Linked DNA regions of Mus musculus: regions 1, 2, 3, 4, 6 and 7 are each linked to region 5. The links are chromatin loops, found by intact Hi-C in ENCODE. Cell type or tissue: heart. All regions are shown on one strand. Region 1 overlaps Ogg1 (8-oxoguanine DNA-glycosylase 1). Region 2 has its middle 8.4 kb from the start of Gm43868. Region 3 overlaps Arpc4 (actin related protein 2/3 complex, subunit 4). Region 4 holds the start of Tada3 (transcriptional adaptor 3). Region 5 holds the start of Il17rc (interleukin 17 receptor C). Region 6 overlaps Lhfpl4 (lipoma HMGIC fusion partner-like protein 4). Region 7 holds the start of Camk1 (calcium/calmodulin-dependent protein kinase I).

Evidence for each region. Peaks named below come from ENCODE experiments on the same cell type or tissue, not always from the same donor. Only the 100,000 strongest peaks of a DNase experiment are listed, where the experiment ranks them.
Region 1: it touches region 5 in a loop (2.2-fold over the local background); 5 of 42 quality-filtered maps call a loop at or near these places.
Region 2: it touches region 5 in a loop (11-fold over the local background); 2 of 42 quality-filtered maps call a loop at or near these places.
Region 3: a loop joins it to region 5, with 2.3 times the contacts of the local background. A loop is called at or near these places in 2 of 42 quality-filtered maps.
Region 4: it touches region 5 in a loop (2.0-fold over the local background); 2 of 42 quality-filtered maps call a loop at or near these places.
Region 6: a loop joins it to region 5, with 9 times the contacts of the local background. A loop is called at or near these places in 3 of 42 quality-filtered maps.
Region 7: it touches region 5 in a loop (2.1-fold over the local background); 5 of 42 quality-filtered maps call a loop at or near these places.

Annotation. Positions count from the first base shown.
Region 1 is chr6:113,331,257-113,335,256 of GRCm38, reverse strand. It overlaps Ogg1 (8-oxoguanine DNA-glycosylase 1), which reads right to left. Exons shown (of 7, transcript NM_010957.4): 4 at 3,305-3,486; 5 at 1,765-1,915; 6 at 1,577-1,626; 7 at 1,069-1,415. The coding sequence ends at 1,326. It overlaps Camk1 (calcium/calmodulin-dependent protein kinase I), which reads left to right. Exons shown (of 12, transcript NM_133926.2): 11 at 626-743; 12 at 849-1,133. The coding sequence ends at 943. Among named protein-coding and RNA genes, the nearest start is that of Ogg1, 6.3 kb to the right of the region's middle. In heart, a CTCF peak has its summit at 2,351 (motif pointing left); DNase peaks (open chromatin) are centred at 866, 2,006 and 3,336; H3K27ac peaks cover 507 bases.
Region 2 is chr6:113,035,813-113,039,812 of GRCm38, reverse strand. It overlaps the pseudogene Gm23244. Among named protein-coding and RNA genes, the nearest start is that of Gm43868, 8.4 kb to the left of the region's middle. In heart, no CTCF peak of the experiment used is centred here; a DNase peak (open chromatin) is centred at 1,722; H3K4me3 peaks cover 858 bases; H3K27ac peaks cover 219 bases; H3K27me3 peaks cover 267 bases.
Region 3 is chr6:113,385,194-113,389,193 of GRCm38, reverse strand. Arpc4 (actin related protein 2/3 complex, subunit 4) reads right to left here. Exons shown (of 6, transcript NM_026552.3): 5 at 3,534-3,704; 6 at 1-423. The coding sequence ends at 418. Among named protein-coding and RNA genes, the nearest start is that of Ttll3, 5.3 kb to the left of the region's middle. In heart, no CTCF peak of the experiment used is centred here; no DNase peak of the experiment used is centred here.
Region 4 is chr6:113,375,270-113,379,269 of GRCm38, reverse strand. It overlaps Tada3 (transcriptional adaptor 3), which reads left to right and starts at 1,432. Exons shown (of 10, transcript NM_001372392.1): 1 at 1,432-1,954; 2 at 2,325-2,378; 3 at 3,206-3,430. The coding sequence starts at 2,373. It overlaps Arpc4 (actin related protein 2/3 complex, subunit 4), which reads right to left and starts at 1,157. Exons shown (of 6, transcript NM_026552.3): 1 at 1,062-1,157. The coding sequence starts at 1,064. In heart, a CTCF peak has its summit at 1,756; DNase peaks (open chromatin) are centred at 1,129 and 1,579; H3K4me3 peaks cover 2,713 bases; H3K27ac peaks cover 2,633 bases.
Region 5 is chr6:113,467,471-113,471,470 of GRCm38, reverse strand. Il17re (interleukin 17 receptor E) reads right to left here. Exons shown (of 15, transcript NM_145826.6): 12 at 2,966-3,034; 13 at 2,514-2,565; 14 at 2,343-2,441; 15 at 713-1,914. The coding sequence ends at 1,328. Il17rc (interleukin 17 receptor C) reads right to left here and starts at 16. Exons shown (of 18, transcript NM_178942.1): 1 at 1-16. Gm52872 (a long non-coding RNA gene) reads left to right here and starts at 1,867. Exons shown (of 2, transcript XR_003956348.1): 1 at 1,867-1,942; 2 at 2,292-3,518. In heart, CTCF peaks have their summits at 1,866 and 2,203 (motif pointing right); DNase peaks (open chromatin) are centred at 10, 1,840 and 2,340; H3K4me3 peaks cover 1,605 bases; H3K27ac peaks cover 1,356 bases; H3K27me3 peaks cover 2,621 bases.
Region 6 is chr6:113,170,956-113,174,955 of GRCm38, reverse strand. Lhfpl4 (lipoma HMGIC fusion partner-like protein 4) reads left to right here. Exons shown (of 4, transcript NM_177763.3): 4 at 2,998-4,000. The coding sequence ends at 3,098. Among named protein-coding and RNA genes, the nearest start is that of Lhfpl4, 22 kb to the left of the region's middle. In heart, a CTCF peak has its summit at 2,193 (motif pointing left); a DNase peak (open chromatin) is centred at 2,185; H3K27ac peaks cover 596 bases.
Region 7 is chr6:113,342,348-113,346,347 of GRCm38, reverse strand. It overlaps Camk1 (calcium/calmodulin-dependent protein kinase I), which reads left to right and starts at 2,426. Exons shown (of 12, transcript NM_133926.2): 1 at 2,426-2,512. In heart, no CTCF peak of the experiment used is centred here; DNase peaks (open chromatin) are centred at 1,777, 2,357 and 3,837; H3K4me3 peaks cover 2,158 bases; H3K27ac peaks cover 2,041 bases.

The DNA of each region.
Region 1 (4,000 bases), 140 kb after region 5:
TGCTTGCCTAGTGTGCATGAAACCCTAGTTTGGCTCACTAGCATCATACAAGACTGGGCACAGTGGTGGTAGAGCCTACAATCCCAGGCCTCAGGAGATACGAGGTAGAATGGAGGATAGCCAGGCTACACGAGAACCCATGTTAAAAGAAACTAATGATATTAATAGTGCTTGCCAAAGCCAGGTGTAGTGACACACACCTTTAATCCCAGCACTTGGGAGTCAGGACAGCCAGTGCTACATAGTGAGACCCCGTCGCAAACAAAAACAGTGCTTGTCGTTCCTGGTAGGTAGCACACATATGCCTGTAATCTCAGCACGCTGGAGGCAGAGGCACAATACGTAGTAAAACTGTCTAAAAAGGGAAACAACATGAAAGTGCTGCCTCAGAAGATGGTGTGAGGATTTAATGAATGAATAACCAGGCAACATGCTCAGAGCTGTGTAGACACATGAATGTTGGTTACATGAATTATAGTTTTGTGTCCCTTTGTATGCATTTTATATATGTGCTGTATGTATAGCTGAATATCGTTCAGTAACACCTTACAGAGTCGGGGAGCCTCCTGTTGCCGACCCTAAGCCCTTTAGGCGTCCTTTCAGTGTCCCTCCCCTCTTTCCACAGCAAGCTTTCAATGCCACTGCTGTGGTTCGGCACATGAGGAAGCTGCAGCTGGGAACCAGTCAGGAGGGGCAGGGGCAGACTGGCAGCCACGGGGAGCTGCTGACACCAACAGCTGGTGGTAAGAACCAGGGTCTCGTGGAAGGGCATAGGTGGTCCATGAGGAAGAACAAGGCTGGAGCTGGAGCCGGCTCTACAGCCACCCTTACCCTTTCCCTCTACACAGGGCCAGCAGCTGGCTGCTGCTGCCGAGACTGCTGTGTGGAACCAGGCTCGGAACTGCCCCCTGCACCACCCCCAAGCTCTAGGGCCATGGATTGAACATCAAGGAAGTCAGGGTTTCTTTCATGAGAGGGGTTGGAGGCAGCCTGCTTCCTCCTCACTCCAGATCTGGGGAGTTTCTGACCCCACACCTCTTCACCCCTCCCCTCTCACTCTTCACTGCGTTTTCCATACAAATGTTTCTATTTTATTGTTCCTTCTTGTAATAAAGGGAAGATAAAACAAGACAGTTCCGTTTGCTCAAATAGCTTCCTTTTTCCCTATTGTAAAAACTGACTTTGATTTGGGGTTCTGGCCTCTGAGGTGGGAGTGTTAAGTCTTTCTGACTTGAGACTTAGGGGTCGGGGGTTGGGGGGGGGGGAGAGACAAGGGAAAGAAATGGAGAACAAAGGAAAAAAGACCTTTTGCCCCTGAGCCCTACCTAGCCCTCTGGCCTCTTAGATCCCTTTTTGCGCTTTGCTGGTGGCTCCCGAGACAGGCTTGGTTGGCGAAGGTCAGCACTGAACAGCACCTATGGGAGGGGGCATAAGGAGTCTATGGGAAACAGGGCATGCTGAGGTCAGGACTGGGGTCAATGGGGGTGGTGGGAGTTATGAGAACAGGTAGCTGAAGAGTCCAGGGGTCAGGCAGGGTGAGGGAAAGTCCTTTAGGGTCTGGACTAGGTATACTTACTGCTTGGGCCCAGCCAGCATAAGGTCCCCACAGATTCCGGAAAAAGTTTCCTAAATTAGAAGTGAGGAAACTACATTAATTGAGCCACACACGTGCCCTCCATGCACAGAGATGGGAACTGTGGGGAGATGGTTAAGAATGACAGGCTCTCCAACCTCAGCCCAACGCCCCAGCATCACACTCCTCACCCAGTTCTTTGTTGGCCAAAGGGCTCGGGCCCTTAGCCTGGGATGTCTTAGGATGCCAGCCGTAGTCACGATGGGCAATCTGCCATACATGGACATCCACGGGCACAGCCTGGGGTTTGTCAAGGGCCATTAAGCAGATGCAGTCAGCCACCTTTGACAAAGAGAGAACTGTTGTGGAGGAATGGCGGATTTGGCCAGCATCCAAAGCTATCCGCTTCCTCCTTCCGCTAAGGCAGCACTATTCTGCACTCTCAGTCAGTATGCAGTAATTACCCATTACTTCTAAAAATAGCTCCAAGAAGACTTGTTCCTGAGTGGACATCTGTGTGGGCCGTACACTCATACAACCTGGGGAGAAGGTATGACCACACTCTCCTCAGATAAGGAAACTGGGGCTCTCAAGTGTCTTGGACAAAATCACGCAGTGAAACTAGGCAATGTCAAATGTAATGCCAATCCCTTAAAAATTCTTTAAGTCAATGGGGCTGGTGAGATGGCTCAGGGGGTAAGAGCACCCGCCTGCTCTTCCAAAGGTCCGAAGTTCAAATCCCAGCAACCACGTGGTGGCTCACAACCACCTGTAACAGAGATCTGATGCCCTCTTCTGGTGCGTCTGAAGACAGCTACAGTGTACTTACATATAATAAATAAATAAATCTTTAGCAATTAAAACAAGACTACTGCCTGCTCTTCCAGAAGACCTGGGTTCAATTCTCAACATCTGCCTGATGACTTACAACCGTCTGTAACAACAGAGTATGCACATGCCATGTGCTTACAGGTTCCCATGGAGACTAGAAAAGGGCATAAGATCCCGTGGAACTGGAGTTACAGGTAGTTGTTGTAAGCCACCTGACAAGGGGGTGCTAGGAATTAAACTCAGGTCCTCTGAAAGAGCAGTGAGTGATCTTAACCTCTGCATCATCTAGCCAGCTCCTGAAAATTCATTTTAAGACACAGAGGAGAGGCCATCCTGGTCTACAGAGTGAGTTCCAGGACAGCCCAGCCAGGGCTACACAGAGAAACCCTGTCTCGAAAAACCAAAAACAACAACAACAACAAAAAATAAAAGAAAAAAAGACACAGAGGAGTATAAAAAATAAAGATAAATTATAAATTCTAATAGTCTGATAGATCTATTGACATCAACAAAACATTCTGTAAGCACATGTAATGAAAAGAGAAGAGAAGAGAAGAGAAGAGAAGAGAAGAGAAGAGAAGAGAAGAGAAGAGAAGGTAAAATAGAAACATCTTTCCATCTGTCTCCCCAAAGGTAACCAGTATTAACTTTCCGCCTCTTCCCTCTGAAAACTTCTACATACAAACAGCAGTGCACATAATGTACCCGCACAAAGGCCCTTTCTAAAGATTTATCCAAAGGGCAGCCTCTTCTATACTCTCTGCACTCTGCTATTCCCTTGTCCTTCCTGTGCTTTCTCCAGAAGCCGGGTCTCCCTGGATTCTCAGCTGGGCCTTGTTTCTACCTCTCGTACGCTCAGTGTGGGTAAAAAGGGCGTGTCCTACCTCTCTGGACCCTCACCTTGGCGCCCACCCCGGGCAGGGTGCAGAGGGCCTTGTGGGCCTCTTCATAAGGGGCCACTCGAAGCTGCTGCAGCCAAGCTGGCCCACCTTGCTCTTCGAGGATGGCTTTGGCACTGGCACGTACATAGCGGGCACGGTACCCCAGGCCCAACTTCCTCAGGTGAGTCTCTGCTTCTGGACCTGTGGGAGTGTGGAGGGAAGAGCAGATATCCCCAGTCAGTTGTTGTCCTCAGGCTTGTGTAAGATGCTCCACCCCAGTGCTTTCCTAGGCACCTCTTCCTTATTTACTGTCCTCTAGGAGTCAGTGGACAGTTGGATGTGAAAGAAACAGGTAAGGCCTGAGTTCTGCCCCCATAAATGTCCTCTTAGCACCTCCTATTAGCTGGGCTCTGAAGCAGGTGCTAGGGACCCTTGCTCTGGGGGAATGCCCATTTGAGCACTTTAGCTTTATTCAAGAAGTGCTCTCACCCATGGCCTACAAAGCTGCAAGAGCTTGGGTGATGGCCTAGCAGGTAGTCAGCATAAACCTGATTACCTGAGCTCAATTCTCAGAACTCATGTAAAATGCCAGATGTAGAGGTTCACATCTGTAAGGCCAGCATTCGTAAGGTGAGATGGAGGCACACACTGACTGGCAAAGTACATTATGCTTGCTTTTCTTAAGGTTCTCAATAATGGCAGTATACACATTTTA
Region 2 (4,000 bases), 430 kb after region 5:
CACAGTTCTCAAGTTTTATTTCCTTTCAATTTCTCCTTCCCCTTTTTTGTAGGTTCAGGGATTGAACTCATGTTACTAGACTTGCTTGGCAAGCACTCTGCCCCATGAACCATCTTACTAGCCCTTCACCCATTCTGTCATTCTCTGATGGTGGTGGTGGTGGTGGTGGTGGTGGTGATGGTGGTGATGGTGGAGGTGGTGGTGGAGGTGGTGGTGATGGTGGAGGTGGTGGTGGAGGTGGTGGAGGTGATGGTGGAGGTGGTGGAGGTGATGGTGGAGGTGGTGGAGGTGGTGTGTGCGTGTTCTGGCTTGTTTGGAGGCCTGGGGATCATTTTGTAGAGTTGCTTATTCCAGGGGTTGAACTCAGGTTGTGAGGCTTGAGTAGCGAGGACTTTAGCTTCCAAGCGATCTCTCACCCGAGCCCATTCTTAAGGTACAACAAGATGGTGGTTAGGAAACCACACAGTACCGCTTACTCTATTACCTAGTGCCTCCATCTGTTGTGTAGACACAAGGATTACTAGGTCTTTGTGTTTTCAGGGTTGTTGTTTGGTTGGGTGGTTTAGCTTAGTTTTATTTTCTTATTACCTTCATGCCTCAAAATAACGTTTCCTTGTTTATGAATGTTATACCTTGCTGGTTTGGTTTTCCATATTTTCTATCGACTGTGCTGTGTTACCTAAGTTGACTTTAACTTTTCCTTTTTGCTAGTTTGCCTCTCCCTTCTGTCCTTCCAGCTACAGCCCCCAAGGATTTGTATCTTAATTTTACATTTAACTCTAAATGATATATATGTTAAAAACTTGTCTGTTTATTTTTGCAGTCTCACTAAGTAGCACTGGTTGCCCTAGAACCCGTGACCTTCCTGCTTTGGCCTCCCAGGTAATGGAATTGCAAATGTGCACTACCACACCTAGCTGTATGTCTCATCCCGCCAACTGTCTACAGCAGTTCTCCGTCCTTGGTGCTGTAAGACAAGGGCTTTATTAGCATTCTTGGCCTTCGCTCCACATCTCCTCCCTTCTCTGTCCCTCCTAGTCCATTTTGTTAAGAGTTCCCACCTGACGGGTTGGATTCCTGTGGGGACGTAACTGAAGGAAGGATGTGCCTGCACCTGCTTCTGTCTCAGGAAGCAGCTGAAATTCCATCTCCTCCGAAGCGACCTTCTGGGAAAGGAGAGATGGGGCCACAATCCTATGAATGAAACAACAGCCTAATAGTCCATGAACCTTAACCTAAAGATCTTTGTCCTGCTGGGCGTTGACAACTAGAGGGAAAACAATCAGCTCTGGCCGTGTGCTCAACAGGCACTGGTTTATTTGCTTTTCCCACGCCTTTTTAAGCCGAAGGCAGTAAAACTTCTGCAGTAATCTGACCTCTGTGAGAGCTCCGAAAGGAATTAGTGACATCACAGTGGATATTCAGAGCAAAGTATGTGAGTTTTCTTAGTTTTTCAGCAGTTGCGTAGCAGTAAGCAAGTTGATTTAAAAGCAACTGATTCGTTTTAAAGAAACTGTATTTTTGCTGCAGTTGATGTATAGACAATAAAGGAATAAAGAAAGCGATGAGGCAGGCAGTGAAGCAGCCCTGCCACCTAGTGGTTCCTCACGCTGGAGCATTTTGGCTATTTCAAAGCACGACAAATGCAGCAAATGAGCTAACCTGGAAACTTCCATTTCCTCTTCCAGTTGTCCAGTCCGAGCTGAAAGAGACTGGTAAAGGAAGCGGTGTAAGTAAACACGGATGGCCACCAGGGCTCCAGCACAGAGAGTAGATAGCTGCAACAGGGATACGCAGTGCAACGAAAGAGCAGACATGGGGTCAACCTCGTGACAGAGTTCCTTGGGAGTAGTCACTGCAGCAGAATTGGGGTCAGAGGCAAAGCTGACTGAGGCAGTGTCCATAGAGTGTCAGTAGGCCACAGGAACTCTTGACACAGTGGTCTTGAGGCTGAAGTACACTGCTTGATTCAAGGCAAATAATTAGGACACTCAAGTTAACAATAGTAGAAAGTTCTTAGGTGTGGTAGTAGATTCATTTCAAGTGCCTCAATAGATTCCCAAATTCAAAGATACTGAAGTTTCTATATAAAGTGGCATACTACTGACTTGTGAATATCTGCTTGTATACTTTAAGGCATCCCTAGATTGTCTTATAACTAATAGAATGTAAATTCTATGTAAGTAGTCTGTATGTGTGTAGTACAGGTGTTATTTGAAAACATCCTTTCTTTCTGACTGAGTCAATGAATGTAGATCCCATGAGAAAAAAGAGCTGGCTGCATGTGTCCAGGCAGGGTCTTATCTCACCATTGTTTTAACTGTACATTATCAACCCCATTATTAAGGTGGTGAAACTGAGGCTAATTAGCCCAAGTCATGGTGACAATGAATTAAAACCAGCACTGAATTACAAACCAAAGTGATTTGCACTCCAGCATCTGAACTCTTCAGTACTTTGCTTTCCTATCTCTCTCAGAGAAGAAGGAACACTGGGTTCTAGCCATCTAACCATTGCCCTCTACTTTGAAAGTAAAGGGGAACTCTGCAGCAGTGAAGAGCCACTCCCAGATATGATGCCTGCGTCAGGGGGCTATTTAGTCAATCCAGTCTGAGTTTCCCTTACTTATACAATAGGGAGTGAAATGGTGACTGTCTCATAAGTGGCTGTGGATATTCATTGAAGTGTTATAAAGGTTCTACAAAAATAGCTTCCAACAATTCTGGTATCCTTGCTCTTAACAAGGGGCATTGCCTGGGCTGGGCTTATGGCTTGCTTTGACCTCTGGATTTGATTTGGATCTCTAGAATGTGGCATTGTGGCAATATGTCATGACTGGTTCCAAGTGTGGGTCATGAGAGGCCTGGTAGCTCCTACTTTTACTCTTTGCGCTGTTTTTGCTGCTTACTATGTGAGGAAGCCAAGCCTAAAGAGCCTGTTTTGAGACAGGGTCTAATTTCCACTAGCTCCTCTTCCCCTGTGCTGATAGGGTTTTTGTTAATATGGAACAAACTAGAATCTTTTGGGAAGAGGGACCCTCAGTTGGGGAATTGCCTCCATCAGACTGGCCTATAGCACCTCTTTGGACTCATTTTCTTGATTAATGATTGATGTTGGATGAGTTCAAACCACTGTAGGTGGCGCTACCCCTGCACAGCTAGGCTTGGGCTGTATAAGAAAGCAGACCGAGCAGTACATGGAGAGTAGTAGACCAGTAAGCAGCACTCTTCCGTGGCCTCTGCTTCAGTTCCTGACTCCAGCTTTCCTCCTTGAGTTTCTGCCTTAGCTTCTCTCAGTGATAGACAATGAGCTTTAAATGAAATAAGCTGTTTCCTCCCCAAGTCACTGTGTTATTACAGCAACTGAAGCAAAACTCAAAGATCCCTCAGTGTTTTTTCTGTCCTATATATTTGACCCTGTTTTTCTGTTTCTATGTATGGTTTTCCTCTTCTCTTCTTACTTTTCATTCTTCACTCTCTTTTCTGCTGCCAGGGATCAAACCAGAGCTTTTGTGTATGATGAGCACACATTCTGCCACTGGACAATCCTGTACCTTAGACAATCCTGACTTTCCAATCTCTATTTCTTTCTTTCTTTGTGTGTGTGTGTGGGTGTGTGTGTTTCTTTTATTTATTTATTTAGGTATTTTCTTCATTTACATTTCAAATCCCAAAAGTCCCCCATACCCTCCCCCCCCCCACTCCCCTACCCACCCACTCCCACTTCTTGGCTCTGGTGTTCCCCTGTACTGAGGCATATAAAGTTTGCAATACCAAGGGGCCTCTCTTTCCAATGATGGCCGACTAGGCCATCCTCTGATACATATGCAGCTAGAGCTCCGGGGGTAGTGGTTAGTTCATATTGTTGTTCCACCTCTCTTGCTTCGGCAGCACATATACTAAAATTGGAACGATACAGAGAAGATTAGCATGGCCCCTGTGCAAGGATGACACCCAATCTCCATTTCTTATTGGGACAACGAAATAAGCTATCCCCACTG
Region 3 (4,000 bases), 82 kb after region 5:
CCCAGACCACAGCGACCAATAAGGTACAATCACTGGGGCCAGTCACAGCCACTGGAGCTGGAGGTTGGTTTTTTTGTTTGTTTAAAAAAAAAAAAAAAAAGACAAAAAGGTTACAGTCTTCTACAAGCACAGAGTTTAGGTTTCAAGACGTTTAAAAAAAAAGTCTGTCCCGGTCCAGGGGACTGAGCATCAGAAACTAGCCAGAGCAGACACATGTGGCTATGGGGCAGGCCCACTGCTGCCTTTCTGCACAGCTAGCAAGCACACCACACCCACCTCCCACATCCAATGCCCACCCAACCCAGCTTCCGGCTGCTGCTGCTGCACCGCTGCTCCGGGGAGTGACTCCAGGACACCTTTGCAGACGCAGAGACACAGGGAGGCCGAGGGGAAGGCTGCGAGATCCAGCTAGATGTTTTAAAACTGTCAAAGAGAATGACAGGCAATGAGTGTGGGGTTATTACATCCTGGTGAGCTGCTGCTGTTCGGGTCTCTGAGAGCTGGATCAGCCTTTGGCACTTTATGAACCAAACCCAGGTCCTCCAAAAGAGCAACAAGTGCCCTGAGCCACCAAATCATTTCTAGCACCCTATGAGCTCTTAACCTGGCCGGACTTTAGCAGTGATCTGAAGACACTAGCCTGAAACACAAAATTAGAGCAGAAAAAATTAAGTGCTAAGGGCTTCCCTGTAGCTTGCCTAGCAACTGAAGCTGCTTTAGATAAGGCCCATATGTGAGAGGCTACAGGGCTCAGGGAGTCAAGGAGAGAGGGACAAGGGTTTAGGTTACCTTTATGTTAAACTTTGGGTAACTGTCAAGCCAGAGCAGGCCCTAGAAGAGCTTTCTGATCCCCGTGGCAGTACACACAATCTTAGCACCCAGGAAAGTAGAGGCACACATATCAGGAATTCAAGGCCATCCTCAGCCAAAGAGAATTCAGGGGCAGCCTAGGCTACTTGTTTTCCTGCCTTCCTCCCAGGAAGAGATGGGGAAGGAAAGAGGAAGAAAATGCCTTTTGCCTTCAGGTAGCCCCATGGTGCCAAGAGCAACCCTGGACACTGTAAACCAGGGACTGCTCAATGACTGAGCATAGCCCAAGACTGGGCCACATGATGTTCAAAGCTATGAATTAGTTGCTAACTATGAAGACAACAGATGCCACTATGAAATCCAAATTTGGGGGTTTATGTGAACAATTTGTTCTGACCTGGCCATATAAGCCTGCAAATCCCAGCTACAGAGGTTCAGGCGAGATGACTGCAAATTCGAGGACTCCTGGGACTACACGGTGAGATTTGAATGCAAAATATAAATAAAAAGCAAGCTGGGGACAGAGACCAGCTGCAGGGCTTGGGCAGAACACGCAAAGCCCTCAGCTCAATTCAACTCCAAACCGCAGAAGAAAAAGCAGGACAATGATGCAGTAAGAGGCTGCAGCTGTCTGATGGCAGCCCTTTTCAGAGGAAGTGTACTCATGAGGTGCTGAGCCTCCATGGCCACACGCACCACCTGCTGAGAGACTGCAGTGCCACCAGATGCTATGACCGCATTGTAGATGCTTAAACCAGAAATCCCGCTTTGCATTCCCCTTCTTCCAGTTACTAGTTGGACATTGGCTAGGCAACTTCACTTCCAGAGCCTAAGACAATAAATATTAAGTTCTAGGGGCTGGAGAAACGGCTTAGTAAGCAGTGCTCCCTCTGGTCCTCCAGAGGGTCAGTTCCCAGCATCAATATCAGCTCCTACAGCTCCAGCTTCAGGGGACTGGATACCCTGTTCTGGATCTGTGGTCGGTGGTCTCTCTGTCTGTCTGTCTGTCTCTCCTCACACACACACAAATTTTAAGTGATTGAGTAATTTAAGCCAAATACTAAAGTGGGACAAGCACTATCTCCCCTTAGTCAAATGAACCTTGAGGCCTTTATGAACTGTGCTGAAACTGGCATTTCCATACCTGGAAGTTTATGTAGCAATTACTCTGTGATATTTATTCATTCATTCATTCATTCATTCATTCATTCATTCATTCTTTATTTATTTAAAAACCAAGGTTAACAAGAGCCTTTATTCCCTTAGCCAATCTTGCTTTTTAACAATCAGAAAGCCAGTTATAGTGGCTCAGACATGTAGTCCTAGCACTTCAGAGGCCGAGGCAAGAAGGGTGCAGTGAGCTTGAGGCCAGCCTGTGCTGTAGAATGTAATGCTATCTCAAAGAAAAATAAATGCAGAAATAAACAATCAGAACTAGCTGATAAACATTCAAAAACAACATTCTTATTAAAAGTAAAAAAATTAAAATTAAAATTAAAGCCCATTAAAACTTTCTTCTTGCCAAGTATGGGTGCACACTCCTTAGTCCAGCACTTGGGAGACAAAGACAGGCAGATCTCTGAGTTCAAGGCCAGCCTTGCCTACAGAGAGTTCCAGGAAAGCCAGGGCTGCAGAGAAACTCTGGGTTGAAAAAAACAAAACCAAACAAAGGAAAAACCAACCCCTTCCAAAACAAAAACCCTATATTTTCTAGAACTTGCATTTAAAGATGACAATTTTATTCTTTAAAAAAAAATTGTATTCATCTATTGCTACTGCATCTTTGAATGTTAGAAAGCCCTCAACATAGACAGGCTCTATGTTTTCTAAAAATATTTTAGAATGTTTATTCATGCAGTTAAGTAAGTATTTTCCTATCACCGTATTTAGCACTCTGTGGTCGTAATGCTCAGTTCCCTGAAAGGTGTGTATTAGCAGCACTCTCGTGCCACAGCAAAGTAACCAGGCTTCGCTGAGCGGTTCAGGGAGGGCCCTGGAACCAGGGAGCCAGGCCCACACTTGGTCTGATTTATGAGTATAAACAACACTGCCTTGTGTGCTGGCCACCCACAGGATAATTAAACCCCAGGGGAAGTGGGGGTCATTTCCACTTTTAGGCTTCTGTGCTCCCCTGGGCTGGGTCTGCATGCACAAGTAGGAATAAACACTAACTTTACCATGGAGAATCAGCCAGCCCTGAGTGGGATACATCAACAAACTGGAGATTGTTAGAAAGGCAAGGGCATGCCCTGAATCTCTAGACAAAACTATGCTACCAGCTCCACAGTGTAAACAATCTGTCCTCTGCTGAGCACTGCATGTCTTTCAGTTAGTTAGATGGCCACAAGCCACGAGGAATGGGAAACACACTGAGAAACCACAGTAGTGAGCCTGAAAACAGACCCTGAAGACAAATATTGAAGACTGTTTGAGAAGTGGGCTGTCCTTTGGTCTCAGAAGAGTCACAAGGCACTTTATCTTCCTTACTTGGGGGTTTGAACTAGGACAGATAGAGACTGTATAGAACTAGAATTTCCACCAGTGACTTCCCTCCCAGTCTTGGAGAAATAGAAAGAAAATGCCTTCTGATTCTCTAGGGTGAAGTCTCTGGCCTTGTGCTCGGGGTCTGAGGAGACTCAGGACTATCTTGGCAGTGCCACCACATTCCAGAACCCATAGCTTCTTCCGCAATGGCATCACGAGGGGAGGGGGGCTCTACTCACATTCTTGAGGAACTCCTCAGCTACGATACGAGCCCGGGCATTGACCGACAGCTTCATCTCACTGATCTCCTTGTCGATCTCCTCCATGAAGTGGATTACAAAGTCCACCAGCTTGTGTTTGTACATCTGCTCCGTGTGGAAGTTGGTGATGAGAAAGCTGATGTCATATCCCTAGGGAGGGAAGTCATCGGGGAAGGGAAAGATAAGATAAAATTAGCTCCGTAGGGACACCTCCTTGTCACATCTTTTCCCCACTCACAGGCTTCCAATTGGCTTCTACCATTTTCTCCTGAGCCAGCAATCCACTGGGTGTGGTGCTGGGGTGGGGGGAGGAGGTAGAGCATGGGTAAGTGTGCACTTGTGCACCTGCTGGACACAAGCAACTGAACCCAGTTCAAAATCGAGTGTCAGAGGGCTGGTGAGATGGCTCAGCAGGTAGGAGCACTGACTGCTCTTCCAAAGGTCCT
Region 4 (4,000 bases), 92 kb after region 5:
AAAACCGGAAAGGCAAAATTAGTTGTGTGCGGTGACAAGTACCGTTGGGAAAGTGATAGAATATTCTTTTCTCTACCTCGATTGTGGCTACCTGATTATTTTGTCAAGGTTCATTGAAAGAAAACTAAATTTTAGATGACCAGCCCTGTGATAGTTACCCTTTAGTGGCTTGAAGAAATTGTACAATAAACTTGAATGCTTAAAAACGCAAAGTCAAAACTCAGTCAGCAGGAAATGGCTTTCACGCTAAGGAATGAAACCAGTTAGGACTAACACTGGAGCAAGCTTTAAAAAGTGACTTTTGAAAAAGAGGGTCTAATTTCAAAGTCTCTTCCCTGAGAGCATTCCCGGGCGTGCAACAAGCAGTCCAGCCTTTAGAACTCAGGTCGTCAAGGGCTGACCAGAGAAAGTAGTGGGAAGCCTGGGACCTTTCGGAGAACAACTGCACGGAGCACCCACAGATCCCAAACCCGAGCATGAAAGAGGAGGACCAGCGGCCATCAACATTTACACACGTTAAGGTCAACACGGTTCTGCACATCTAGGAAGGAGTCTGAATGCAGGCAAGCAACACAGAACCTTCATTGGGAGCTGGAAGGCAAGGCTTCCAGGAAGCGCCAAGAAGTAAGAAGATGAAGTGGACACTTGCCTCGAGGTCCCGTGAGACCGCGAAGGCAGGCAGGGACAGGGGGTTGTACTTAGCCAACCTCTACCGTGGACGGAGAGGAGGCCCCGCAGAGCGGTCCTACCTCAGCTGCAAGCCACCACCACGGGCTTCGCAGCCCGGTCTCCTGCCCCCTCCGAACATCGGGGAGAGGTCATTCTAGCCCGGGATTCCCAACCTGGAAGCTTCCGGGCCTGCTCTTGCTCAGAGAGCCTCCTGGCTCGCCCCTTCCTCCTCGCCTCGGCCCTCGCCCCACCCTTTGCCTCTCCATCCTCCCCGTGCCTCCTCATCCCGGGGCAACCTCGGGCCGCAAGCCCTAGCGGCAAGCAGCATCTCCCCCAGACCCACAGCCTCTACAGGCAAAACACAGGGAGGACCCCAACCCCTGGTCTCTCACCATCGCGGGCGCTGTCTGGGCCGGAAAGCGGAAGTGCGGAAGTGCCCGGACCCGCGACGCCTGCCCTTTCGAGAGAGGCGCAGCCGCAGTCTCCGACAGCACTTCCGGGCTGGACCATCTCGGGTAGGACCGGGGAGGGAGAGCCGAGAGATATTCAGATCTCCGGGGCGATTTCACACTGGGACCTCTGGGACTTGTAGAAGACCTGCTATGAGACAGTAGCGGTCGAGTCCCCTTGGATCGCTACACATATTCCGCCAGCGCCTTTAGTGCTTGTCGCTTTGGTTGTAGCCTCCCCCCGTGTGACAATAGTACAGCCCGACCTCAGGTTGGGCACCAAATTAGGACAGGCCGAACCGGAGAAACGTTTCTTCCGGTGGTGCTCCCCTATCCTCTCCGGGCTCCTCCCATTTGCAACCGTAGGGTTCGGCCGGGTAGCCAGTCCCTTGAGATTTGGGCTCTGGGCCCCACCCCAGCCCCGGGCTGCTTCCTAGCCCGGGACTCCTCAGGCCTAGCATTCCACCTCCCGGAGATTCGTAGGTGGCCTTAGACCCCCACCCCCACCCCGGCCCTACAGGCCACCTTGGGCTGGCCGTCCCCGCCCTCGCGTCAACTGCAGGGGGCCCGCCCATAGCCAGTTCCGGAGCAGTTGCTCCGATCGCCCTGAACTCCCCGCCCCCTCCTGCGGCCCAGGGCCTGTAGGAGGCCGCAGAGAGGAGGTAGGAGAGGCGGGGGTTGTGTTAGGGGCTCCCTAGAGGACGAGGACCCTGGAGGCGGGATCTTGGGGCGACACACAGGTGGAGCCAGCCATTAAGCAGTCCCACTTCTGTGCCAGGCACTGAACTGGGCACTTGACGAGCATCACCTCTTAATCCTCAGAACATTCCAGGGAGGTAGGTAATTCTCGATGCCCCCATTTTACAGATTTATACTTCTTAATGGGGAAATAGACTGAGGCATCATCTTTTGTCCTGGAAAAAAGAAAAACAAACAAACAAACAAACAAAAACCGGAGATTCAGGTTAAATAACATGTTTAGAAACGCACATAAGAAAATGGGCTGGAACTTAGTTCTGTTCACCTGACCAGCCTGTGTTCCAAACTAGCCAGGGACACAGAGAAGGTGCAGAGGTGGAATGGAGTGAGACAAGAGGAGGCAGGGAGAACCCTGTCAAATAGAATGCTAGAAACGACCCAACGTAGGGAAACAGAGGACATAGGAAGACAGGGCACACTAGTATCTCCTCTTCCTTAATGCTGCAGATTCCAGACTTCTGCGGTTCAAATTGCAACTAGGAGGCCGGCCTAATCATGCAGGTTTGTACACCTAGTGACTTGGGAGGCTAAAGCAGGTGGATCATAAGTTCAAGGCCTGGAATTCATGAAAGGGGGGGGGGGCTGGATGTAACTGTAACATAATTAAGTTTGGAGAATTTGTGCCTAGAATGAACAAGCGCTTGTATAAATCAGGTGTGGTACATGCCTAAAATTCCATCTCTTGGGAGGTGGAGACAAAACCTTGGCTACATAGCTAGTTTGAGACCAACCTGAGTGCATATCTTTATCCCAGCACTCAGAGGCAGGTGCTTTCTGGGGTGGGGGTCGGGAGGGGGAGCTCTATGAATCCTGATCTATGTAGCAAATGAGTATCAGGCCACTCAAGACTACATAATGAGATTTTTGTCTCCCCCACCCCAAAATGGGGGTGAGGTAGGGTCTGGAGATGTGTGAGACCCTTCAGTGCTACCAAAACAAAAAAAGACAATAAATTGCAGTTAGGAGTCTAGGCATGTGTACATACTCTTCTGGAGTCTTTTTCCTTTCTTTGTCAAAAGAAAGAAACCAGGCAGTGGTGGCACACGCCTTTAATCCCAGTAGAGGCAGGTGATCTCTGAATTGAAGGCCAGCCTGGTCTATAGAGTTCATTCCAGGCCAGCCAGAGTTGTTATACAGAGAAATTATGTTGAATGAATGAATGAATGAATGAATGAATGAAAAGCATGGCAAAAGGCCCCCCTTTTAAGGTTATGTGCATAATTCAGTGAAGTCAACCTAGCTTGGGGTACAGTCAGGGCTCTGTTGGGTCTCTCTCCCCATGCTACTTTGTCTCCTATCCAATGGCCTTCTCCCCTCTAATTTTACAGGGTCCCACCTCCTGGGCCATGAGCGAGCTGAAGGACTGTCCACTGCAGTTTCATGACTTCAAGTCTGTGGACCACCTGAAGGTCTGTCCCCGCTACACGGCAGTGCTGGCCCGCTCCGAGGACGATGGCATTGGCATTGAGGAGCTGGACACCCTGCAGCTGGAGCTTGAGACTCTGCTGTCCTCTGCAAGCCGGAGACTGCGTGTACTGGAAGCTGAAACCCAGGTGATTGTCCATGGGGGGCATCCACTAGAGACATTGTGTCAAGTTATGGGATGGATCCTTAGGTTCCCTCTCTGCTGAGGCCCAGGGATGGATGGGAAGAGAGACCCACATGGGAATCATGACAGAATAGTTAGCTCTCAGTTCAGCTTACCGTTAGCCAAGGATGCTATCCGACTGTAGGTGGACACCGCCCACGTGTGGCCCCTGAAGTTGCCTGGGAACTTTCTGAGATGCACTGTGATACAGTCAGTTGCATAGACAGAACCACCGGGTGCCTTGGAGTGTGACATAAAGGTTAGCTGGGAGTCTTGTTCACCACCACCAAAAAACCCAGCAGCAGCAGATTTCCCCAGGACTACCATGCCAAACCGTTTGTGACTAGCTTGGGCGGCAGCAGAAGTGAATCAGAATGTAGACCTCCGGTTAAATTCATGTGAGAAAATCACAGAGAAGAACAGGCATTTTGAAATATGAGTAGTTTGCTTAATAACCTCAAATTCTAGATCTCAGTTATCCATGGCGGGGAAAGAAGTGCCCTGTCTCTTCTCTCCGTCTCAGGGGTTGTCTTTG
Region 5 (4,000 bases):
TGGCTGTTCCCGCCCCGCCCTGTCCCGTCCCTCCCACCAACTCCAGGCTTAGGAGCCAGCAGCTTTGGACCTGGGTGGTGGCTTCTCCTCCTCCTCCTTGGCTGGTACCTGGCTGGGAGGAGCCCTGGGAAGGCAGCACAGCTGGACTCACTACTGTGTAAAGGAACTCCTACCCCGGATCTCACCAAAAAACAAAGATTCTGATCGATCTGGTCAGAAAGACCCCAGGCTTGTGGCATGCCGGGTGTTTCCACTTCCTGTATGACCCTGGGATCCTAAGGTCCACTGGGTCCCCTCTTACTATGCTCAGGTTCTTCCCTGGGTCTCAGTGACAGTGACCCTCGTGAAACAGGAGCTCTGAAGACAACGGGCTGCTGTCAAAGGGCACCAGAAAGTGAGCTCCCCACTGCCTGGCCCAGGTTCAGGGGAGACGGAGGGGCAGTGAGGCCCGGGAGACCCCTTACTGGGCTGAGTTCTGTCGAGCTGTTGCTGGCACTGGAGGAGAGCGATGGCCATGCTGCCTAGCTTCCGGTTTTCCTTTGCTCTTGGAAGAATCATAGTGAGGAGAGGATCCAGGAGGCACTGGGTCCCCCTTGCCTTTCACAGGCAATGCTTGTGGGAATGAAAGGACTTGGGCTGGTGAGCTGTTCTAGAACAAGCTTAGGGCAGGCTTCCTGACTGGCCCAGGCACACAAGAGCAGCACACTGTTCCTTAATGTGTCTACTACGTTTGCTTTTATTCATCTCTCTTACCAATTGGGTGATGTAGGCTTCTAATCCTAGCACTCCGGAGACAGAGGCAGGTAGATAAACCTCTTTGTTCCAGGCCATCAAGGGCTACACAGTGGGCTTCAGTCTCAAACAAACAAACAAACAAATCAAACTACCTCTGGACGAGGCCTCCCTCTGGGGAAGGTGAGGGACTCCTGGCTGACGGGGTTTCTCTCAACTCTGCCGAGCAGAGCACCTCCCCCCGCCCCCACCCCCTTCAAGCGCTTGACACTTAGGCCCTGCTTTCCAATCCTGGCCTAGCCCTCCAGCCTGAACTGGAGTGCTCGATGCAGATGGTTGTCTTTTTTTTTTTTTTTTTTTTTTTCAGTTTTGAAAAGAAATGGAAAAATCGTCCCTCCTTCTCAGAAAGGGCTGAGGACCTATCAGGAAAGCCCAAGTTCCTCTCAGGAACTCTAAGAGGGAGCAAATGTGAGGGAGGTTGGTCAAGTGTGGGACTTAAGGTGAGTCTTACGGTTTGGGGGACAAGAAGCACCCCCAAAGAGTACATGTGTGAGGCCTCATTCTGGAGTTCCTGCTGTTGCTACACAGGCTGAGGCTACAGACAGCTGAAACCACAGGGACTATTGGTTGAGCCTTGGTAGTCATCTTTGGCAGCCTCAAGTTCCAGCAGGTGACACTGCTCCAGACGGTTTTTCAAGCACCGCTTAGCCCCAAGGTGACTCCAGCTGGAGGCTAGGGTGGCAGGCTGAGCATCCAGTGCTCTCAGCAGGCGCGGCAGGTCACGAAGCAGGCGGTAGCGTGGCAGAGCGCGCAGCGGCCGGGGGATGTCACCTTTGGCGCAGAGGCGACTGAAGTAGGCGAGCAGCAGCGGACGTGGAGCAGCGCACAACAAGGTGCGAAGGGACGCAGCCTGCGGGTCACCGCTGCAGGCGGTGCTGGGACCCGCACAGTTCCACAGGAGCAGCACTGTGCCCTGCTCCCGCGCCACGCGCTCCCGCGCTGCCCAAAGCCACGGCAGTGGTCCAATGCGTGCTACGTGCGTCCCTTCCCAGAGATCCACGATCACGTCGCGTCCACCTCCCAGCGCCGTCCGCAGCAGTTCGGCCAAAGCTCCCACCAGGCGTCGCTGTGCCTCTGAGTCCGCTGCATGTAGGAGTAAAACTGGCCTTGTTCGACCGGAGCCTAGGGACCGGAGCAACAGCTGAGTAGGGTAAGGGGCGTCTTGGGAGAGGAGGGGGAGTAGCGAGGACAGCCAGCGTAGCCCTCCCCTTGGGGACTCTGGCCTACATTCTAGGGTGTCCTGCATGCACAATGTGTCCTTTATGAGGATTTATTGCAATGAGTCAGTTCCCCAAACTGCTGAGGAAACTGTGAAGGTTTTAACGCACAGCAGGCTGCAGAGTAAATAGCCCTGTCGTCCCCAACACCGCCTTTTGCAGCAGGGTGGATGGTGGTACACAGACAAACTGCACCCACAGCCCTTTGCCCTGCCTTAACCATTCCTTCCCACTAGGGGGCCTAAGAGTAGCATAGCAGCCTGTGCTTTGGCCCTCTCTCAGTCAAAAAGTGCTGGGACCATCTGAATCTCCCACGACCAAAGGTGATTTTACCTGGCAGTAGGCGCCGGCCGAGGAGGACCAGAACTACACCCACTAGAGCGGTGAGAGCCAGCAGTGCCAGGATCAAGAGCCCGAGGTGTCTATGGGAGACTGAATCAAGCAGGTAAAGGCGAGCCATCTCTCGAGTGCCCATGCTCCCCCCCTCCTCACTCAAGAACTCACCATCAGGACACAAGACGTGCTTCCAGGCAAAATGGACATCTGACCTCCACACCTGAGGACACAGGGCCCCACTCATGTGAGCTAGCGTACCCCCTCCTCCCAGGGAAGGGGTCCCCGCTGGCTTGGGAATTCCTGCAGCTCTAGTTTTGTGTCTAATACACATGCCAGTGAGACCACAGGTGCTCCCACAGCTGGCCTGGGCTGGAGAGCTCAGACCAGCTGAAATAGTCAGCCACCAATGAGCGCTGGGCCTTGCCACCACACCTCACTGTGGACATGCAATACTCAGTTTCCTCTTTTTTTTTAATGGGAAGGCAAACTATAAGTGTTTTGTTTTTAAGACAGCATATAACTAGTGATGGCTAATTCCAGTTTAAAATACTTGGGCAAACCAAACACTTTAATGGACTCTGTGCTGGGGGTCTGTGAGGAGTAAGGGTAGGATTTCTTACCAGGATGCAATTCTCCTGCCTCAGGAAGGGGATGATGAGGTCTAGCGTCACTGGGACTGAGCCCTGGGTCTGTGGGGACAAAAAGTAGAATGGTTGTCCCCATACATGCAAATCTGATAGCGTCTCACCTACTCACCTAGCCAATCTATTAGAGGGCACAGTGACACTTCCAGAAAACTTCCCCAGCCACCCCAACTACCACTGACTTTCCTCAGATAGTAGCTGCTTTGGCTGAGTTAACACACACAGAGTGCCACCATGAGGATGGAGGGAGACACAGCCATTGTCTGTGTCCTGTGTGCATCCCTTCACCCACACAGCTGAAGAGGCGTCTTGTCCACTGGGGAGAATAAGCTTCGGAGGCTGCAGGCTGGGCGGAGGCTCGACTATAGCTTTTCTAATTCTGGGTTTGTGTCCTTTCTGTGGCCTTGGATGCAGACTCTTTATTTGCAGATGGGAGGCGGGGGCCAATAATCTTTAGTGGGTTACTGGGAGCATCAAATGGCAATATGTATATGGATACTTTAATAAACTTATATATAATTGTTGTGTATATAATTATAACTTACATAAATAGATATACACACACACATATATACTAAGCTGAGATATATGTATGTATTTATATACATGGGTAAATGGAGGCCGAAGCCTGTTCTGTATGTTCTTCTTATACTTCCTAGTGCATAATGCAGGGTGAGCAGAGTAGGCGCCCGGGAAATGTGTATTGAACCGGAGAGAACCGATTGCTGTCTGTCCACAGATGAGATGTGACTCCACTCTGTTTTCCATAAGTTAGTTACAAGACTGACCAGCCAACCCCACCCTTCAGGAGCACCACCTGCCTCTACTCTGCACCCCTTACATGCTTGACTCCAGTCTCAGGCTGGTAGATACTCATCATTACGTGTTTGCTACTCTCTGTCTGTTTGGGAGCCCACAGAGCTCAAAGCAATAGCCTAGCTGCAAGGGAGCCTTTGAGAGAGAACTGTATGTAGAGAGCACTGCGTGCTTGGTCAGCTTATCACTGTGGGT
Region 6 (4,000 bases), 300 kb after region 5:
TGTATATACATACATATATATACACATATATACATATATATTATATAACATATATAATTTGTTTTAATATAATATATAATGATACATTAAAATATAATATATTTAAATATATTACATTTATTTAATATATACTTAATATATTTTCATTTATAACCAATGTATTTAATATATATTAAAAACAAAGAAATAATGGGGCTGGAGAGAGAGCTCAATGGTGAAAAGCATGTGCAGTTCTTCTAGAGGACATGAGTTTGGTTCCTAGCACCCAGGTTGGGCATCTCACAGCTGTCTGTTGACTCTAGACCCTGGGGAGCCAAAGCCCTCTTCTGGCTGCCACAAGCATCTGTGTGAACACATGTGACTTACACCAACACAGAGATACACACATAAATAAAATTTTAATAATAATCTTTTTTTGTTTGGTTGTTTTTTGTTTTTTTGTTGAGACAGGGTTTCTCTGTGTAGCCCTGGCTGTCCTGGAACTCACTCTGTAGACCAGGCTGGCCTCAAACTCAGAAATCCACCTGCCTCTGCCTCCCAAGTGCTGGGATTAAAGGCATGTGCCACCACGCCTGACAAAAGTAACCTTAAAAAAGATAAGTACAGAAGCTGGGAGGGTGGTCATCTGGGATTGGGTCTGAAGGGGAGGAACCTAGGGTGTGAGACTGGGGCTTGTGCTATATGCAAATTATCAACAGCTACAGCTTTGAATGGTACCATTCACAAATTTATTACATCATGCTGTATAACTGGTGTATTACATATTACATATATCAAGTAACAGTAAAATACAACAAGGAAATAATTTAGGGCCATCAAGATGGCTTGTTATGAAACCCTGATAATTGAGTTTGAAGCCTAGACCCCGTTGTGGAAGGAGAGAACCGACCCCCAGGCTGTACTCTGATCTCACACAACCTCACATGTCTTCCACAGACATGAATAATAAATTTCATTTAATTAAAAAGAAAAACAAACAATTTCAGTCATGCATACCTGCATAACCCCTGTTCTCTTGTGGCTGGCATTGGAGAATTATGATCTCAAGGTCAGCCTGAGCCACATATCAAGATCCTGTCTCAAAACAACAGGAAACAATTTACACAGAAAGCCAGACTCTCAGAGGTAACTGCTTTTAAGCGGATTGGTACCCACACACGTCATCGCACGGGTTGAATGGTGGTTTATTTTATTCTTCTTCTATTAGGGAAGGTCTGAGGTTTCCTGATGACACTACAGTGAATATCTTTCTTCTACCTCCACACACACATTCACAAGTTTTTTCCCTTGGGGTCTTCAGAAATAAAATATAATAACAGTGCCAGATAGCCTCCAAAGGGCTGAGGTCAAGCAGAGTCTTCTGACCCTAATGTCAGCCTACCCCCAGTTCTGAGAGAGGCATTGTGGTGGATGCTTGTGTGTATGGGCACACGGTCCTTAGACTGAGTCTCAGAGCAGTGGTTCCCGCGGTTCAACCTATGCTTAGCTTGTCCACTCCTTACAGTCATTTCTTACGGTCTCTGCTCACCATACAATGAGCTTAAATGATAACATACACAGCTGCGTGTCTACTCATCTAGCAGGAGACCTCAGTGTTGTGCTTAAAGTCTTCTTGAATGGTGAGCACAGACTAGAGTAGAAGCGGGTTAAGCCTAGGAATTACTTGCCCTCGAGTTTCAGTTTCCCATACTTCATAAAACCAGGGTGATGAGAACAGATCCGTCTCCCAGGACTGTCAGGTTGAGGGGAAAGTTTCTGTATGCAAAGCGGCTAGCAGGGTCTAGTACTTGGGGGATGCTCAAAGCGGTCAGCTCTAACAGGCCTCTGCAGGCAGGCATTATGAACACCGGGTTACAGGTGAGAACAAGGGTGGGGCAGGGGATGGTGTGCACACAGAGGGAGAGCTTGCTCCAAGTCATCTAAGTAGTGAAGTCAGGGCTTGAACGCAGGTTCGAGTCCAGAACCAAGGTCCGACAACACACTACCTATCTTAGAGCTCAGTGAGGCCAAGGTTCTACAACACGCTACTTATCTTACAGCTCAGCCAGGCTAGAGGTTTTCTGTCCCCTTTTATTAGCTTCCTGGGACATTTCTCTGCTAATCTGACCTTAAAAGCTCTGACAGATCCCTCCCATCATGTAGGTTCTTTGGTCTTGGTTTGAGGTCAGGACCTACCCCCTGGTGGCAACTTCCAGAAGTGCAAGGCTAAGCCTATGTGGATTCTCTGATGCTACCCTGGCAATGGATGGATGAACCTCTCAGTGGATGGGTCCATTCAGTGTCTCTCTCCTGTTCCCACATGGCTCCCTCACAAGTTCATTTACTTGAAAGACATGGCTCTGCTTTGTAGACTAGGATACACTGGAACTTACTGTGTAGCCCAGGTTGCCCCCATACCTGTGGCAAGCCTTATGCTTCACTCAGCCTCCTGTTAAGAGTTAAGATTAAGATGGGAGCCAACTTTCCCAGCTACAGCTCATTGTTAAAATGATATGGGAGGCCAGTCATGGTAGTGTATACCTGTAAGCTTCGTACTCTGAAGGCATAGGCAGGAGAATCAGATCAAGGCTAGCCTCTGCTACCTTGTAAATTCAAAGCCAGCCTAGGATACAAGAGAGTTAAAAACAACCCCTTCCTGCCCAATAAAACTCCCCACACCAGTGATGTGGGGAGCTCCACCCATCTGCATCCTTAACTGCTTCATGGAGGTGGACACTGTAGGCCAGTTCCAAGTCAAAGGCATTTGCTATGACCTTTCAGAATGGCCCTGTGGAGTGGGAGAGGGTCTTTATTTCACACATGACAGCTAATGGGTTACATGGTGTGCTTAAGGCTGACCTGTCATTCAAGGACTTGGTTCTAGTCACTTCTGGCCATTTGTGTCTTGGGGAGTGGCTGAGGGGGCAGCTGGGACCTCACAGGCTCTAACATTCTCCCTCTTCCTCTCCCTCCCCTTCCCCCTCTCTCTTTCTCCCCTCCCCTCCCTTCCTCCCACAGATTTCGTGGGCACTACAGTAAGTTCCGTGCTGCGGCCAGGAGGTGATGTGTCTGGCTGGGGAGTCCTACCATGCCCTGTTGCTCACACACAGGGACCCTGAAAGCCGGGATTTTATAGCCCAGGAGTTGGCCTGACCTCAGCATATCCCGTCTGCTGCCCTCTCATTCCTGCGTTCAAGCTCCAGACCCAAATCTTGAACTGGCTGCACACGGACCTCCTCCGGGCTCTGAAGAGAGGCAGGGGCTAGGTGGCAGCCTGGCAAGAAGGCAGAGCCCTTGAGATCCTGAGTCTGGCCCCGCCTCCATTGGACCTAGTGGAGCCTGGGCCTCCCTCTTTGGTCCCTCGGTTTCCTTCTCTCCTGTGTAGACTAGCTGGAGGTCCCTGGGGATCCCCAGGGAAAGGACGCTCTGCCGCGCAATCTCCTTGGACCCCTTCAGTGTGCAGGGCTGCCTGCTGCGTCCTTGCCTGCCGGTCCTGATCGCCTAAAGAGACTTACTCAACACACTGCCCCAGGAGGGCCAGACTCTTTCCTACTTTATTTTTATTCGCTGATGATGGTCCCACCACATCTGCCACAAAGCTCCAGGTGCCACCAGCCCCCCAACGGGGCCTCCTCTGCCTCCCTCATTCAAGCCTGCACCCAGCTCTCAAAAGAATCTGAGCCGTGCTGAGGGGGAAAGGATAGGGTCTTCCTTCCTGCTGCTGGTAGTCCTTCATCACCTCAGAGTCTGAGGGGGAGACACGGGCTCTGGAGGCTGTGGGAGGAGGAAGCTAGTTCCAGCCTGAGGCTGGCCTGGCCTCTTCCCTACTGGGATATCTCACTGGTGACTGGCCCCTCGAGCCTGGCCTGTTTTGTACAGCATAGACTTCTCAGGCCCATTGTCAGGGTTGGTGGCTGTGGAGAGGGGGCACAGAGGTGGGGACTTAGGGGTTACCCCTCTCCTTCTCATGCTTCCTACACCCTGGACATCTGCCAAGGGCAGAGACTGTCTTGCGTCTTTG
Region 7 (4,000 bases), 130 kb after region 5:
TCTCTGGAAAAAACGGAAATGGTAAAAGGAGAGAATCAACTCCTGAAGTTGTCCTCTGGTCTCGGCATGTATAGGCATAGACACACACACACACAAACACACACACACTCACACACACTCTCTCTCTCTCACACACTCACACACACACTCTCTCTCTCACACACACACACTCACACACTCTCACACACATTCACACAGTCTCATACACTCTCTCTCTCTCTCTCTCACACACACACACACATTCACACAGTCTCATACACTCTCTCTCTCTCACACACACACACATTCACACAGTCTCATACTCTCTCTCTCTCTCTCTCTCTCTCTCTCTCTCTCTCACACACACACACACACACACACACACACACACACACACACACACACAGACTTTCTAAAAGTGAGAATACCTGAATGCCCCCAGAAAAGCTTTAAAAGCATGCAAAGAGTAAGACCAGAAAAGGTGTGTAAGCAGAGACTGGCCAGGTGGCTCAGTAGTTAAGAGCAGTTGCTGCTCTTGCAGAGGATCCAGGTTTGGTTTTCAGTAACCCACGCGGTGGCTCACAATCACTTGTAATTCCTGTTTCAGATGATCAGATACACTCTCCCAGCTTTCAAGGGCTCCTGCGTGAGCACGGTTCACATATAAAATGGCAGGGTCACATACATAAATAAAAAAGTAAAGAAATCTTTTTAAAAAGTTGTACTAGTCTTCAGAGGGACACTATCACCCAGTAGTGTTGTCATAGAGATAAACACAAAACTGTACTGACACAACTCCCTGGCTCAATAGTATGTTGAATGGGTGGTGAGGAGACTAGAGGTGTGGTCCTAGGTCAGAAGTGGGTTAGGAATCTGAGATTCTGAGATGTGAGGGAAGAAAACACCTCTTAGTCTCTGACCCTCGTCAAATCTTGCTTTTCCTGTGAGCCCTGGTTTATATGAAATCTTTTTCTCATGTTTTACTTTGTTTTGTTTATGTACTTGTGTATGTGAGTGTGCAAGTCTATGGCAGCCAGAGGAGGATGTCAAATGTCTTGATCTATCACTCCCCACCTTACTCCCTTGTACAGCACCCCTCTCTGAACCTGGGGCTAGGCTGGTGGCATGCTCCCCCTCAGTTCTGGGGTTACAGAGGCACACAGCCCCCTCCAGCTTCTTACACAGGCTCTGAGTATTTGAACTCAGGTCTTGTCCTTGAGCCGCTCGCCCACTGAACCATCCCCGAATCCTCCTGTTTTGTCTTTTCTTCCTCCTCCCCTTGAAGGAGAACCTCACCACCGGCTTGCTTAGAACATTTCACAATGCACCTATCTCTGCTTCTGAAGTGCTAAGATTGTGTCAGACACCACACCAGCTTGTTTTGAACTAGTGTTCTAAGTACTTGCACACCCACTACACAGAACTCTCAAGAAAACTTAGAGTCAGTCGTTAATAAGTCCATGTCTCAGGGAAGAAACTGAGGCTCAGAAAGGGAGAGCAGAAAGGGAGGTGGTTGACTTCAAAACCTTTCTAGCATCTTAGCTTAGTCTTCTGAGGCCTGACCACTCCAGGACAGAGGAGGGCCAAACTGGGAGAAACAGAGGTTGAACTCAGGAGGGAGAGCTGCCCTAGACAGGCCAGGTTGCGTCCTTTGCCTGGCTCCAGGGCAGACCTACCTCTAATTCCTGCCAGTTGATTCCCCTTCTAGTCTGAGCTCAATTTAGTCCCAAAGAGCCTTGCATAAACCAAGTCGGGTCAGGTCCCTTGGCCCCAAGCCTAGAGCCCCAGGAAGGGATATGCTCCACCCTCCCCACCCTGGCTCCCAGCCACGGTCACATGGCACTTTGGTCCTCTTTGGCTTGCTTCCTTAAGGATCCAGATTTAACTGCATCTCCCCCTTCCACTTCTCTTCCCTAGTCTCTTTGAGCAGTACCTGAAAGTGTGTGGGATAGAAGCCTTAGCTCTGTTTTGCTGGTGTAGGTCCTCAGTTTATCTGCCTATTAAATGGGACCTTACAGCTTTTCATCAGCCCCTTACTAGTCTTCTGAGTCTTGCATAGGTCCAGCTCCTTTTAAATGGAAGGTGAGGAGAGGAGGAGAAGGAGACTAAGAACTCTAAGGCAGGTCCCAGAACTGTTTTGAAAACAATGCCAGGTTCAAGCTGGCCAGCCTCTGGCATCTCATAAATATTGGTTCAAAAATCATCTGCTTCTAACTAAGTGCTGATTTCAAGACCATCTGTGGCTCTCACTTGTCTCCTGCTGACGACCAAAGGGCACATAAGCATGCTATAGGGCCTGTAACAGAACAACTGGGCCCACTTCTCCAGTCCGAGAGTGCTCGTCCCTAGTCCCCAGGTCCTCTGCCGCAGGCTCCTCCTCCATTGACATCAGAGCCGCAGGCGGGCCGAGGGAGCCGAGCCCCAGCCGAGCGCCAGCGACTGAGCAGGCAAACTGACCAGGCACAGACGCGGCGGGAGCTCCGCACCAGCCACCTCGGCCCTCGCAGCCAGCCCCGAGGCGGGGCAGCCGCAGGTACAACTGAGGGTTGCCCCGGCTCTGTGCAGCGGGGCGCTCCAGCCACAAGATACTGAAGCCCAAGGGTGGGAGGGGCGCCTGGCCCCTGGACAGACAGACGGAACAGGGCTGGGCCTTTCTCTCCCACCTCCCGTCCCAGGCCCTTTAGGTGCTAGGTGACCTCCATGGATATTGCCTGGATATCAGAAAAGGGTGGGGAAGGGTCTGTGTGTGTGTGGTGTATGTCCAAGCGCTAGGCCTGACCATGGAAGGGCGTGGGCATTTGGAAGAGTAGATCGGGGAGGGCATGTGAGGGGTTCCCTGAAGCAGGAATGTGCTTCAGTTGTGTAAAGGTATCTGGGAATTCATTTTTGTTGTTGCATATGGTGTTCAAGGATACACACACACTGCTGTCTGGCTTGCGGGGTAGAGTTCAGGGGAGGTTTGGTCTTCCTCTGAGGGGGTTTAGTTAGGCAGATTGTTAAGGCTTGGTTTGCTGTGTAGGGCTCTGGGCTGAGGAGTTGGAGGGCATAGACAGGACTAAGTTGCTATGTCTGGTATGTGGGAACGGATGCCACCTTGTTCGTGTGTGCATGGAATCAGTACTGCAGTGTAGGGTCTGGGTGTTTTGGATGGACAGGTAGGTGTGAGTGGTGTATATGAACGTGTGTTGATGCTGGGCATATGTGCACAACCAGGTGACGTGGTGTGCAGTGTGATGGATCTAGCAGGAAGGTGTCTGGACTCAAGATTCATGTACTGCTGATGTGGAGTGGTGTCTGCTGCAGGGTGTGGAACTGTGAGGGTCATTAGTGCTGGCATCCATGTGGGTTTGACTTTACATGGATTTACCATTGCCTCTTTCATCAGAAAACCTGGGATGCTGGCCAATGCTCTGGGAACAAGGTCCCACTCAAGGAGTGGACTCTCAGTTCTGGTCAGGGTGCCTTCTCTTCATTCTTCCCAAAGGAACCAGGAGGTTGCTTTCCCAGAGCTCTAGGGCATGAGGGGCTCTGTTCTGGCTTCAAACTCAGTTGATTCTGAGATGTTGACTTTTCTGAATGATTCCCCCAGTCTAGTAGTCTCCTACTGGACCAACACATGACACCCTTTGTCCTTAGCAAGCTTAGCTGGGACTCTCTTGGGCAACTCTGGACTCATTCTATCCATCTCCAACCTCAGTTTCCGAGATTTCTCACATGATACATGGGGAGAGAACCCACCCTTTCTTGTAAGATGACACAGAGCTGTCTAGGGAAAGGTCCAAGATAGGTCCCCTCCAGGAGGGGACAGACAGGTGAGATCAGTTTTCCGGCTGCTGGGACACAGACAGGGAGTCAGGAGGGCTAGGTCTGGGGAGTTCCAGCTGTGGCTGATGTTGCCTTGGTAACAGTGAGAAGGAGCTATTTAAAAACGTGGCTGAGATATTGCTGGAAGCCCAGGCTGCCGGAAACCTGATTTCCGAGAGGCTAGGGTGGCAAGGAGGAGGAGGAGGAGGCGGAGGAG